Regions from separate parts of the Homo sapiens genome. Here regions 1 and 2 are each linked to region 3. Evidence: chromatin contacts called from ENCODE Hi-C or POLR2A ChIA-PET data. All regions are on one chromosome and are shown on one strand. Each heading gives the region's core, a stretch centred on a gene start or an enhancer-like site at or near the end of the contact. The rest is flanking DNA. Distances are from core to core; before and after follow the strand shown. Region 1 holds the start of SCAF1 (SR-related CTD associated factor 1). Region 2 holds the start of PPP2R1A (protein phosphatase 2 scaffold subunit Aalpha). Region 3 holds the start of CLEC11A (C-type lectin domain containing 11A).

Region 1 (3,656 bases), core at 1,016-3,515, 1.1 Mb before region 3:
ACCTGGATGAACTGGATGGTCAGCGCGCTCTTGCCCACGCCGCCGCCGCCCACGACCACCAGCTTGTGTGTCTCGCTGGGCGGGGGGTCCCCGGGCCCAGGTCCCCCGCCCCGGGGCCGCCCCCGCCCTGTCCCGGACGCCGCCCCGCTGCTCATGTCGCCACCGCTGCTGCTGCCTTCGCTACCGCCTGCGGGGGAGCCGGGCGGGACCCGGGGGGGCGGGCTACGCTAATGAGGCTACTGCATAATCATGAGCTCTGGCAAGGAGGGCTCGCGTCTCCGGACACTTAAGGAGGGGGACGGGCCAAAGAAAGGGAGGAGCTATGTTAATAAGGGAAAGGGAACGGCGTTCGCTGCGAAGGGGAATTCCGAATGAGGCGGGGCTATGCTAATGAGAGACCTGTGCTTTGCCCTGAGCGGCGCCACGCGCTCTCAGCGGGAGGGCGGTCTGTGGGCGTGGCTATGCTAATAAGAATTTATTCTTTCAGCAGACGGGGCGGAAAGTTCCTCAGGGGAGGGGCTATGCAAATAAGGACCCCTGTGACACTGCTGCTTGGGGCATCGTCTCCGAGGCCTTAGTATGGTAGGCGGAGCTCGTCGACTCGCGCGCGCGGCCGTATATAGGGCGCTCCGAGGAAGCAGCAGGTTTTGAGGAGTAGCTCCACCTCCCTCCTGGGATCCTAGCCAAGCTTTCGACCCCGGCGTCTGGGTTAGAAGCTAGAGTCTCCGCCCGCTAAGGGACCCAGGCTTCCGGTTCCCGCTGTCCCAGCCAAGCGGAAGACAGACTGGGAGGAGAGTGGGGCCCTAGAGGGGGACAGCAGGGTAACGGGGCAGGGAGGGGCCGTGAGATCACTGCATTCCTAATCCATGAGCCAGCTCGCCCAAGTAGGGATGCCTGGGTCATGAAGAGCCTGGGGCCAGGATTTCTGGGTCTTGAAGGAGAAGGAAGCAGAGGGCCCAGACTCCTGGGTCCTTAGGAGAAAATGGGGCTGGAGATGTGGACTCCTGGGTCCTGGGGAGGAGGGTGTCAGGGAGGAAGGTAGACAGGTTCCTTCGTACTAGGTTCGGTAAAGGAGGGAGCCGGGGGCCTGGACTCTTAGGTCCAGGAATTGGAGAGGCTGGGGACCCAGGATTCTGGATCCGAGCGAGGGCACTGGCTTGGGGGGACCCGAATTCGTATGTGAGAGCTTGAGACCAGGACTAGTCTGGGAGACCGACTCTTGGATCCGAGGAAGGAAGAATCAGACTCCTGAGTCGGAGGGAGGAGGGAAATAGGAGTCTGGACACTGCTCTGAGTGAGAGGATTCGGAATTCAGACTTCTCTGTACTGAACGAGGCGGCTATGGGGTCGGGCTTCTAGGTTCTAAGTTTATTTTTATTTGTTTATTTTTGAGACGGAGTTTCCGTCTTGTAGCCCATGCTGGAGTGCAATGGCGCGATCTTGGCCCACTGCAACCTCCGCTTCCCGGGTTCAAGCGATTCTCCTACCTCAGCCTCCCGAGTAGCTGGGATTACAGGCGTTAGCCACCACGCCAGGCTAATTTTTGTATTTTTAGTAGAGACTGGGTTTCACCATGTTGGTCAGGCTGGTCTTGAACTCCTGATATCAGATGATCCGCCTGCTTCGGCCTCCCAAAGTGCTGGGATTACAGACGTGAGCCACCGCGCCTGGCCTATTTTTATTTTTTTAGAGGCGGGGTCTCCCTATATTGCCTAGGCTGGCTTCTAACTTCTAGGCTCAAGCCATCCTTCCGCCTCAGTCTCCCGAGTGGGACTACGGTGTGCGCCACTGCATCCCGTCTGGTTCTAAATTTAGGGGGGCCTAGAGGATCTGGATTCTGAGAGCCCCAGAATGTGGGCAGCACAACATCCAGCAAGTCGTGCTCACTCCGCCGGACTACAATTCCCTTGCGTCTGTTCTGCCTGGCGCCTCTTACGTCACCTCCTGTTCCGCCACCCTTTCCGCGCGCGCGCAGGGCACTGTGGGGCGTCATCGCGGGCTACCGCGGCCCCGCCCACTTCACCTCTCACCCCATTAGCTGTCCCCGCGCGACAGAGGCGGTGCGCGGACTACGCCTCCCGGCGTGCATCGCGCGGACCCCGCCCCATGTGTCCCATTGGCTTCTGGGAAACCGAGTGCGGTTGCCTTCCCGCCGGCCTTCACGTCGCCGTGCTCGGTACTTGAAATCCCGGCAAGCTCGGCGGCGCTTTAGCTCCGCCTCTCTCCTCCTTTGCTCACGAACCCCGCCCCAGCCCGCCCCGCCCCGCGCCGGGGCCGGAGCCGCAGCCCGAGCGGCGGGGTAAGATGGCGGCGGCAGTCCGGGCCGCGGGGCTCGGGCCTATTGGGGTGGGCGGGGCGGAGTTGGGTCGCTAGTTGTCCCGGGGTCCTCCCCACAAGCCACGGGTCCTAGAGGGCTTCTCGGGGCGGTCTCGGGCCCGGCAGCTGCGGCGAAACCTGGCGCCGAGAGGGGGGCCTTCTCAGGGCCCCGGGACGCATCCGTGGGTTCCTGGGGGCGTCTATGGGGCGTCTCCGAGAGGACTTGGGGCGTCTCTGGGCCTAGACCGAGCCTAAGGCCTGCCCTCCATCACACAGCTGGCCTGGATCGTGTCTGTAGACACTGTAGATTGTCTTTTTGGGCTGACCGGAGGCTAGGGTCTGGTTAGAGGGTTCTGGGGCCATCTTGAGATCTTGAGATATGTCCCAGGGGTGAAGGAGGGTCTGCAAGACCTGAAGAGTATCTTCAGAGCCATCTAGAGGCCTGGGGTATGTCTTTTAGGGCTGGAAAGTGTCTGCATGGGCTGGCCTGAGGATGCAACTGGTCTGCATAAGTCTGGGGCCATTTATCAGGCCTAGAAGGAGTGTTCAAGGGCTAAGAAGTCATTTAGGGCCCCCTAGGGGGTTGGGTTATGCCCACCAGGGAAGGGCGCCAAATATTGAGATGTACTGAGGGTCTGGGGTCTCCAAGGTATGGGTAGTGTCTAATAATGGGTGACAGGAGGCTGGGGGCAGTTAGAAGGACCTGGAACCATCTAGATGGCTTTAATGTGACTGCAGGAATGCAGTTTTGATGCCTGGAGCAAATTCGAATGCCTTTGGGGTCAGAGCAGCTTGTGGCGAATAATAATACGGAAAGAGAATGAGGAAATTTTGCCCAGCTTAGATATACTTGCCCTTCAGACAGTAATTCAAATGAAAAATGTTTTAAGATTCTGCATTACCCTGGGGGTTATTGAGAGAGTTAGAATTAATCTACATTAGTCTGGAAGAGTCTGGAGGGTCATCTAGACCCACTATTACAGTGCTTTTCAAGGGGAAACCTGGGCCATGTTGACCGTGATCTGCATTAAGATACATTTTTTCATTGAGACCTGGTACAGACAGTCATAATGTATTTAACATTATATAACATAATGTATTAACATTAACTCACCTTCCACGAATTGACATTTCCACTTACTACTTGTGCTGTGCTGTGAAGAACTATTTTGTTCTATTTACTTTTTAAAACAAGCTATTTGTGAAGCACTAAACTGGTATATGACCCTGTTGTTGGGGAAACCACTGATCCAGATAGGACCTAGCAGTATCTGCAGAGCATTCTTCTGTTCAGAAGATCTCAGTAGCTGAGGGTGTGTCTGCGAAGCCTGGTGCTTTCT
Region 2 (3,906 bases), core at 326-2,825, 1.5 Mb after region 3:
TTTGAACCCAGGAGACAGAGGCTGTAGTATGCCGAGATCGGGCCCCTGCATTCTAGCCTGGGCAACAGAGCGAGACTCCGTCTCAAAAAAAAAAAAAGAAAAAGAAAAAGAAGAAAAAAGAAATAGATGCTGTGGGTATTCAGATCTGTCAGAGTGCTAGCTCAGCCTAGCCCTTCAAGTAGCAGAATAAAGGAGGAAAGAGCATCCCAGGCCTTCCCATCCCCATTCAACTCCCTCAGTTAGAGTGGTCCTAAGATTGCGGTGGGGGGGTAGGGCTGTGTTGAAGAGGTTAAAAACAGAGATTAGTCAGATCCAATCCTGCTCCCACTCTATGGAGGAAACAAATTCGAATACATAGTCACAGCCCAGGCTCTGGGATTGAGAGACAGAGAGAGAGATTGGATTGGAGAGAGAGAGAGAGAGAGATGGGATTGGAGAGACAGAGAGATAGATGGGACTGGAGAGACAGAGAGAGGGGTTCTGTGGCTCTGGAAGCCTAGAGAACAGAGCCTGAAGACAGAGAGGAAAGGGAGTAAAGGGGAGGCATTTATGCAGAGATCTCAGAAGTGAATATGAAAGGCACCCCTAGCAGAACGCACAGCTTGGGCAAGGAGGCTTGCTGGCATGAAAACGCAAGAAGTGCTCAGGCAGCTGTAATTCTCCAGGACATCAGATAAAAGGTAAAAAACAGATGGGAGACGCGCCTAGACAGGGTATTGAATACCAGCCCGAGGGGCTTGGGTTTCATCCAAACAGCAAGGCAACTGAGCTCAACACAGTGAGACTCGGTCTCCACAAACATTTTTTTAAAAATTGGCCGGGCCTAGCGGCGCGCGCCGATAGTCCCAGCTATTTCTGCAGGCTGAGGCGAGAGGATCATTTGAGCTCGGGGAGGTCCAGGCGGCAGTGAGCCAAGATCCTGCCACTGCACTACAGTCTGGGCAACAGAGCGAGACCCTGTCTTTAAAAAAGTAAAAAAAAAAAAAAAAAAAAAAGAAAGAAAAAGAAAAAAGAGAGAAGGGCAAGTCGCTCCCTTCTCTGGGCCTTGGCATAAATCAAGCACAAATCAAAGTCTCACTCCCTCCTCCTGCCGCGCAACGGCGCGGAGAGCCAGCCAGCCAGCCAGCGGAACCACGGCCTGGTAACCCAAAACCTGCACACCCTCCAGCTCCCCACAGGACGTCACGTATTACCACCGACGCACGCGCAGAAGCCTTCCCGGGGACTCAAGAAAGGGCAGGCTTAGCCTCCTCCCCATGTCGCCCCTCATTGGCTAGAAACTACTGCTCGTCTCGGTCGTTGTTAGCAGCGACCAGGGCGGGTACAATCTTGGTCGCTAGGACACGGCTAACTTCCGCTTTCTTCCCCCTCTCCTAGGCTCAAACTAGTCAAATCTTGTTCACTCGACCAATGGCAAATCGGAAGTGGGCGGGACTTCACAAGTCCGGACCAAAGAAACGCGAGCTTAGCCCTGGGTAGCGCGGCCAATGGCCGTGGAGCAGCCCCTGTAAACTGGCTCGGGCGCCCCCACGCCCGCCCTTCCTTCTTCTCCCAGCATTGCCCCCCCCACGTTTCAGCACAGCGCTGGCCGCAGTCTGACAGGAAAGGGACGGAGCCAAGATGGCGGCGGCCGACGGCGACGACTCGCTGTACCCCATCGCGGTGCTCATAGACGAACTCCGCAATGAGGACGTTCAGGTCCGGAGGCTACGGGGGACTTGGGGAAGACGCGGAGGGGTACCTGGGGGCACGGGCGGCCCTCGCGGAGAAGACTCAGCGTTCGCTGGGAGTGGCGGAAGGGGGCGACGGCCAATCAGCGTGCGTCTCTTATCTCCCCGGTTGCCCGGACTCCTTGAGACGGCGCTCCCGATTGGGTGTCGGCCCAGTGGAGGGCGGGGGCCAGCGCTAGCCTCGAGGGTCCCGGGCCTGCCCTGTGCGCGCGGCGGTCCGCGGTCCTGGGAGGTTGTGGCCAGGGCTGGGGTCTGCGGACTGGGTCTGGGAGAGAGGAGGACTCCGTGATTGGCGGCGGCCTCTGAATGGCCTCTTGGGGATGTGGGGCGCGCATGACTTGCTCCAAGTAGGGGAGGGCCGCCGGGTGGGTCGGGACCTGGGAAGGTTTTTTTGTTTTCTGGGTTTCGACTGCTGGGCCAAGTGGGGACCGAGAGGCGAAGGCCTGCCATCCTAATTCCTGCTCTTCCTCCGCCTCTCATTTTGGTTTAGGTGTCCTAAGAGGACGGGGACGCAAAAACACCCCCCCACCAAAGGTGGGGACTAGCCAAGTTTAGGAGCGAATTAGGTTGTAGAAACCCGCCTCCCCATCTCCCCGGATCCTCCCATTGACCAGGATAGGGGTTGAGGGATTTGCTAAGCAGATGAACATTTATTTATTTCTTTTTTTTGAGACAGTCTCTGTGTCGCCCAGGCTGGGGCTGGGGAGCAGTGGCGCGATCTCGGCTCAGTGCAACCTCTGCATACCGGGTTCAAACCATCCTCGCCCCTCAGCTCCCTAATTAGCTGCGATTACCGGCGCGAGCCACCACGCCCGACTAATTTTTGTATTTTTAGCAGAGACGGGGTTTCACCATGTTGGCCAGGCTTGGTCGGGAACTCTTGACCTCAAGCGATCCACCCGCCTCGGCCTCCCAAAGTGTTGGAATTACAGGCGTGAGCCACCGCGCCCAGCCCGGATGAACATTCCTGGTTATGGGATGAGGTGACCCAAGGCTCTGAGCCGGGCTGGTGTGGGATTGAGAACAGTTAGAACTGCAAGTCCACCTCCCACCTGCTGTGTGACCTTGTGCAAATTACTTCACCGCTTTGGGTCTCTGTGTTCCATAAAATATGGGCTAATTGTAGTCCTGGTCTTGCTGGAGGGACTTGTGAGGGACTGAACGAATTATGACACAAATAAAAAGTAGAATGGTGTCAGGCCTGTTGTAAGGGCTCGATAAATATTAGCTGTAATTATTGGGAGTGGTGATTAAAGAGGTCCCATCCTCCCTTTAGGTCTGTTTTCCCATTTATAAAATTGGACAAGGTGCACTGGGTAACCTGCCAAACGTGGGTCTCGCCTCCTAGGTTCCTGGTATATCACTGTTTCTGGTGGCATACAGGTTGTGGTTGTATTCCCGGCCCTTCCACTTGTTACTGATTGACAAGGGCAAGTTAGTTAATCTCTCTAGGCCTGTTTCCTCTTCTCTTTAATGGGGTTAATTACCTAGTTCATAGGGCGGTTGTATGAATTCTTTTGTTCAGTAAATATATGCCATGTATGAGATATGATGCTGGGGATATAGTGGAGACACCAGTTGCTATACAGGATCCAGATGTGAAACAGGTCAGCAGAGCTGAATAGATGAGTGTTTGAAAAGTGATGGGAAGGAAACAAATAGGATGTAGTGGTAGCGAATCCATATTGAATTGGGCCTCTATTCTGTGCAGGGCGCTGTTCTAAGCACTGGTATATAGCAGGAACAAGACAGAAAAAACTCTAGGCCTTGGGGAGTTTATTTTGTAGTGAGGAGAGACAGACAATAAACAGAGTATACTGGGGATAAGCATTAGGGAGACAAATAAAAATAAGAGAGATGGGGTATATATAGGGCATGCAGTTTTAAAGTGTGGTCAGGGGAGGCCTTGTTGAGATCCTGTTTGAGAACACGCCTGAAAGCAGAGGGCACAGCAAGTACAAAGTGGGGTGGGGCAGATCCATTTTAAGAAGGCCAATCAGGCAAGGCCCCTCTGAGGATGCAGAGTTTGAGAAGAGATTGAAAGAAGGTGGGGGAGAGCCTCCCAGGAAGAGGGAACAGATATGTAATGGCCTTTTTTTTTTTTTCTTCTTTTTTTGAGACGGAGTCTTGTTGCTCTGTTTCCCAGGCTGGAGTGCACTGACGCGATCTTTGCTCA
Region 3 (4,088 bases), core at 629-3,128:
CTTGGAAAACGGAAGGCTGGAGGCACTGATTTCCAAGGCCCCTCCTGGGGCTCCCGGCAGCCGAGGGCAGATGCCCTGCTCTTGGAGCCAGAAACCTTGGCTAGCTGCCGCCACACTGGTGACCTCCAGCAGGCTATGCTGTTTCAGAGCCTCGGTCTCCTCCTTTGAAGAGCAGGCCCAGTGATCCTTGGCTGGTGTGCCCCATGCTTGTTGGCACCACCAGCCAGGCCTGGGCGGGAAAAGCCCTGCATGACTCATGGGCCTGACATAGAGGGGCATGGCATGGCATTGTTCTTCCTTGCCTCCAAGCCTCTCTCCCACTGCCCTCACCACCTCTACCTACCCTGCCACCACCACCCTGGGAACTTGGGTGCCAGCAAACCAAAGAGGTGAAGCTTCCAGGCCTTTGACCCCACCAGGAACGGCTACCCTCTCGCCCACTCAACAGGTTGATTGAACACCTACTATGTGCTAGGTAGGCCTTGTGCTAGGAGATGCATCAGTGCATAAAAATCCCTGCTTTCATTGGCAGGGAACAGACATAAACAAACAAGATCATGCCAGTCTTGATTATACCAAAAAGATGAAATGGGGCATTTTAATAAAGTAACTTGCGGAATAGATAAGGTGGTTGGGGAAGACCTCCTGGAGCTGAGACCTCGATGATGAGAAGGAGCTGGGGAAAGAGGCTTCTAGAAGGAGGAAAGGGCTAGTGCAAATGCTCTGAGGTTGTAATCAGCTTAGTATTTGGGGATGAGCCAAGAGGCCAGGGAAGGTGGAGGCTGGGGGTGGGTGAAGGGAATGGGGGTGATGAGGCTGCAGAGGTGCAAAGGGTTCTTCCTTCCCAGCCCCCAGCATGGTAGGCTGCGCTGAGGACTGAGGCCCGGGCTTGGCTTCCCTCCTGCTTATGATGGGAAGGTGGGGGAGCAGGGGAGTGGGGAGTGATGTGATCTGATTTATGGTTTGGAAGGATTGCTTTGGCTGCGGCAAGCAGCCGGGATTGGAGGGGCTCAGGAGGAAGGAGGGGGAGGGCGAGACTGCAGTGGTCCAGGCTGAAATGAGGTGGCTTGCTGAATGCTCAGAGCTCCTTGAGCACACAACCTAGCGTCTGTCGATTTCACCTCCTGGAGAAACCTTCCCTGACTGCTCCGCCAGACTCCTCACCCTCTCCCATCTCCAGCCCCCTCATCCCCGGAGCTATCTGGCTGCTGGTCTGCAAGCAGCTGGAGTCCCCAGCATCACCCAGCCCACAGCCTGGCCTGCAGGAGGCTTCTAGTAAAGTGGCCAATTAATCCCCGAGCCCCGTCTTCCAGGGTCATGCACACAGTCACACGCGTGCTCTTCACATGTGTCACCCTGCCCCCACACACACTCACTTGGATCTCCAGACAAGGGCTTGGAGGGTAGGATGGGCAATCTAGGGGGCAGGAGGGGCCCTGGAGTCTCCTCCATTGAGTGTGCAGGCGATGGTGGCCACAGGGTAATAACAACCTCAGCGAGACCCTGAGGTCTGCCCCTCCTTAGGAATGGCCAGGCAGGGAAGAAGGGAGCAGTGCTCGGTCCCAGCATCCCACCACTGCCGAGATGGTTCTGAGCGGGTTCCTGGGCTGAGGCCGGGGCCTGTGTTTTCCAAGATTCCTTGGAGAGCCAGCTCCATCCTCTTCCTGATTATCTGATCTTTGGGCTACAGCAGAAGGAAAGAGCAGGGCGGAAGCGAGCTCTGGAAAGTGGAAAGAGGAGGGTGTGCGAGGAGACCCAAGGCGGGATCTAGGCTTTGGAACGTTGGAGGTTTCCGGCCACAGAGGCAGGGCCTCCGGGGAGCCAAGAGGGGCGGGGAGAGACACACACAGAGAAGCAGAGGAGACCAACGGACCGGACAGAGACGAGGAGAGGAACAGGAAGAGAGAAGCTGGGAGAATCGGGAACCTGGGGGCTAGTGACCTGCACACAGGGCAGGGGCACTCGGCAGTTCCCAGAGGCCACCCCTCCCACCCCAGACATCCAGACATCTGGAACTTTGGGTGCCAAGAGTCCAGCTTAATGCAGGCAGCCTGGCTTTTGGGGGCTTTGGTGGTCCCCCAGCTCTTGGGCTTTGGCCATGGGGCTCGGGGAGCAGAGAGGGAGTGGGAGGGAGGCTGGGGAGGTGCCCAGGAGGAGGAGCGGGAGAGGGAGGCCCTGATGCTGAAGGTGAGCTCTGGAGTGTCAGGGAGCTATGGGTGGTGAACTGTGGGTCTGGGAGGGGGTATTGCAAGGTTAGGGAAATGGACAATGAGGAGCGATTGGGATAGTCTCAGAGGAGTGGGAGGGTGATGGGCTCAGAGACAGGACTCAGGCAGCAGAGAATGAGTTATGAGTTGGAAAGGGGTGAATGGGGCATCTTGGTGGCAGGCTGGGGCTCACCACCCCTCCCCTGCCCCAGCATCTGCAGGAAGCCCTAGGACTGCCTGCTGGGAGGGGGGATGAGAATCCTGCCGGAACTGTTGAGGGAAAAGAGGACTGGGAGATGGAGGAGGACCAGGGGGAGGAAGAGGAGGAGGAAGCAACGCCAACCCCATCCTCCGGCCCCAGCCCCTCTCCCACCCCTGAGGACATCGTCACTTACATCCGTGAGTAACCAGAAGCCCTCACCCCCAAACTCCTAGGCCGCCGCGGTCACTTTCGCAAAAATGAAGGGTCGGTTCACTGCCAAGTGGCCTTTCAGTTGTCCATTGCCCAGCCCAGAGCCCCCACACCCCTAGGAGCCCCAGGTCCACGGCCATGCCTCCTAAAGGCCTGGGCCACTCGACCCTACCTTCCAGGAGTCCGGGGTGCCCCCCCCACCGCCACCCCGCCCTCAGGAGCCCTAGATCCCAGTTCTCCAGGTCCTCAGGCCCCCCGCTGCATCTCCAGGCTCCCCCTCCAGCATGATCCCTGTCTGTCCGCAGTGGGCCGCCTGGCCGGCCTGGACGCAGGCCTGCACCAGCTGCACGTCCGTCTGCACGCGTTGGACACCCGCGTGGTCGAGCTGACCCAGGGGCTGCGGCAGCTGCGGAACGCGGCAGGCGACACCCGCGATGCCGTGCAAGCCCTGCAGGAGGCGCAGGGTCGCGCCGAGCGCGAGCACGGCCGCTTGGAGGGTGAGTCCGCGGCGCGCGGGGTGGAAAAAAATGAGACTATCTGGGCCAGGAATGGGACTGGTTGAGAAGGTGACCCTAGGTGTCCGGGGCGGGAGAGTTCGGGAGAGCTGCTGTGTGCTAGCGGACGGGGTTAGAGAGCTGGGAGGCTGAATGCAGGGAGCGGGTGGGCACTCCAGACCCGCGCGGACCCGACTGGGGCAGCACCACGCCCCCTACAGTCCAGCTCCCACCGCCTGGCCCCGCCCCTGGCGGACCAGACTCTCCACCTCCTGGCTCCCGCGGTTCTGACCACGCCTCCTCCCAGCCCTCCCCATGAGTTCCTGGCCCCGCCTCCCTCCACCCCCGGATGTTTTGTCCTCGCCCCCTTCCAGACTCTGAATGCATGACCCCGCCTCCTTCTCTACCCGGCCCCGCCCACAGGCTGCCTGAAGGGGCTGCGCCTGGGCCACAAGTGCTTCCTGCTCTCGCGCGACTTCGAAGCTCAGGCGGCGGCGCAGGCGCGGTGCACGGCGCGGGGCGGGAGCCTGGCGCAGCCGGCAGACCGCCAGCAGATGGAGGCGCTCACTCGGTACCTGCGCGCGGCGCTCGCTCCCTACAACTGGCCCGTGTGGCTGGGCGTGCACGATCGGCGCGCCGAGGGCCTCTACCTCTTCGAAAACGGCCAGCGCGTGTCCTTCTTCGCCTGGCATCGCTCACCCCGCCCCGAGCTCGGCGCCCAGCCCAGCGCCTCGCCGCATCCGCTCAGCCCGGACCAGCCCAACGGTGGCACGCTCGAGAACTGCGTGGCGCAGGCCTCTGACGACGGCTCCTGGTGGGACCACGACTGCCAGCGGCGTCTCTACTACGTCTGCGAGTTCCCCTTCTAGCGGGGCCGGTACCCCGCCTCCCTGCCCATCCCACCACCCGGCCTTTCCCTGCGCCGTGCCCACCCTCCTCCGGAATCTCCCTTCCCTTCCTGGCCACGAATGGCAG

Evidence for each region. Hi-C counts contacts between places; a loop is a spot of excess contacts on that map. ChIA-PET counts read pairs that join two places held with the same protein, here RNA polymerase II (POLR2A). Pooled maps may share reads with other maps.
Region 1: a pooled map shows a loop between it and region 3 (22-fold over the local background). The contact joins the promoter of SCAF1 here to the promoter of CLEC11A in region 3. A Hi-C loop is called at or near these places in 5 of 50 pooled maps. POLR2A ChIA-PET finds 5 or more read pairs at or near these places in 2 of 52 experiments (activated CD4-positive, alpha-beta T cell and activated T-cell).
Region 2: a pooled map shows a loop between it and region 3 (4-fold over the local background). The contact joins the promoter of PPP2R1A here to the promoter of CLEC11A in region 3. A Hi-C loop is called at or near these places in 1 of 50 pooled maps. POLR2A ChIA-PET finds 5 or more read pairs at or near these places in 3 of 52 experiments (HepG2, activated CD4-positive, alpha-beta T cell and naive thymus-derived CD8-positive, alpha-beta T cell).

What each region holds. Positions count from the first base shown.
Region 1 is chr19:49,639,944-49,643,599 of GRCh38, forward strand. It overlaps SCAF1 (SR-related CTD associated factor 1), which reads left to right and starts at 2,266. Exons shown (of 11, transcript NM_021228.3): 1 at 2,266-2,299. It overlaps RRAS (RAS related), which reads right to left and starts at 200. Exons shown (of 6, transcript NM_006270.5): 1 at 3-200. The coding sequence starts at 155. RefSeq lists silencers at 1-326, 2,187-2,476 and enhancers at 47-716, 717-1,386, 1,387-2,056, 1,597-1,696, 1,807-2,156.
Region 2 is chr19:52,188,477-52,192,382 of GRCh38, forward strand. It overlaps PPP2R1A (protein phosphatase 2 scaffold subunit Aalpha), which reads left to right and starts at 1,576. Exons shown (of 15, transcript NM_014225.6): 1 at 1,576-1,698. The coding sequence starts at 1,621. RefSeq lists enhancers at 166-1,133, 782-911, 942-991, 1,002-1,221, 1,134-2,101 and 2 more.
Region 3 is chr19:50,721,486-50,725,573 of GRCh38, forward strand. It overlaps CLEC11A (C-type lectin domain containing 11A), which reads left to right and starts at 1,879. Exons shown (of 4, transcript NM_002975.3): 1 at 1,879-2,187; 2 at 2,420-2,606; 3 at 2,925-3,116; 4 at 3,537-4,088. The coding sequence starts at 2,041. The coding sequence ends at 3,982. RefSeq lists silencers at 3,228-3,347, 3,388-3,447.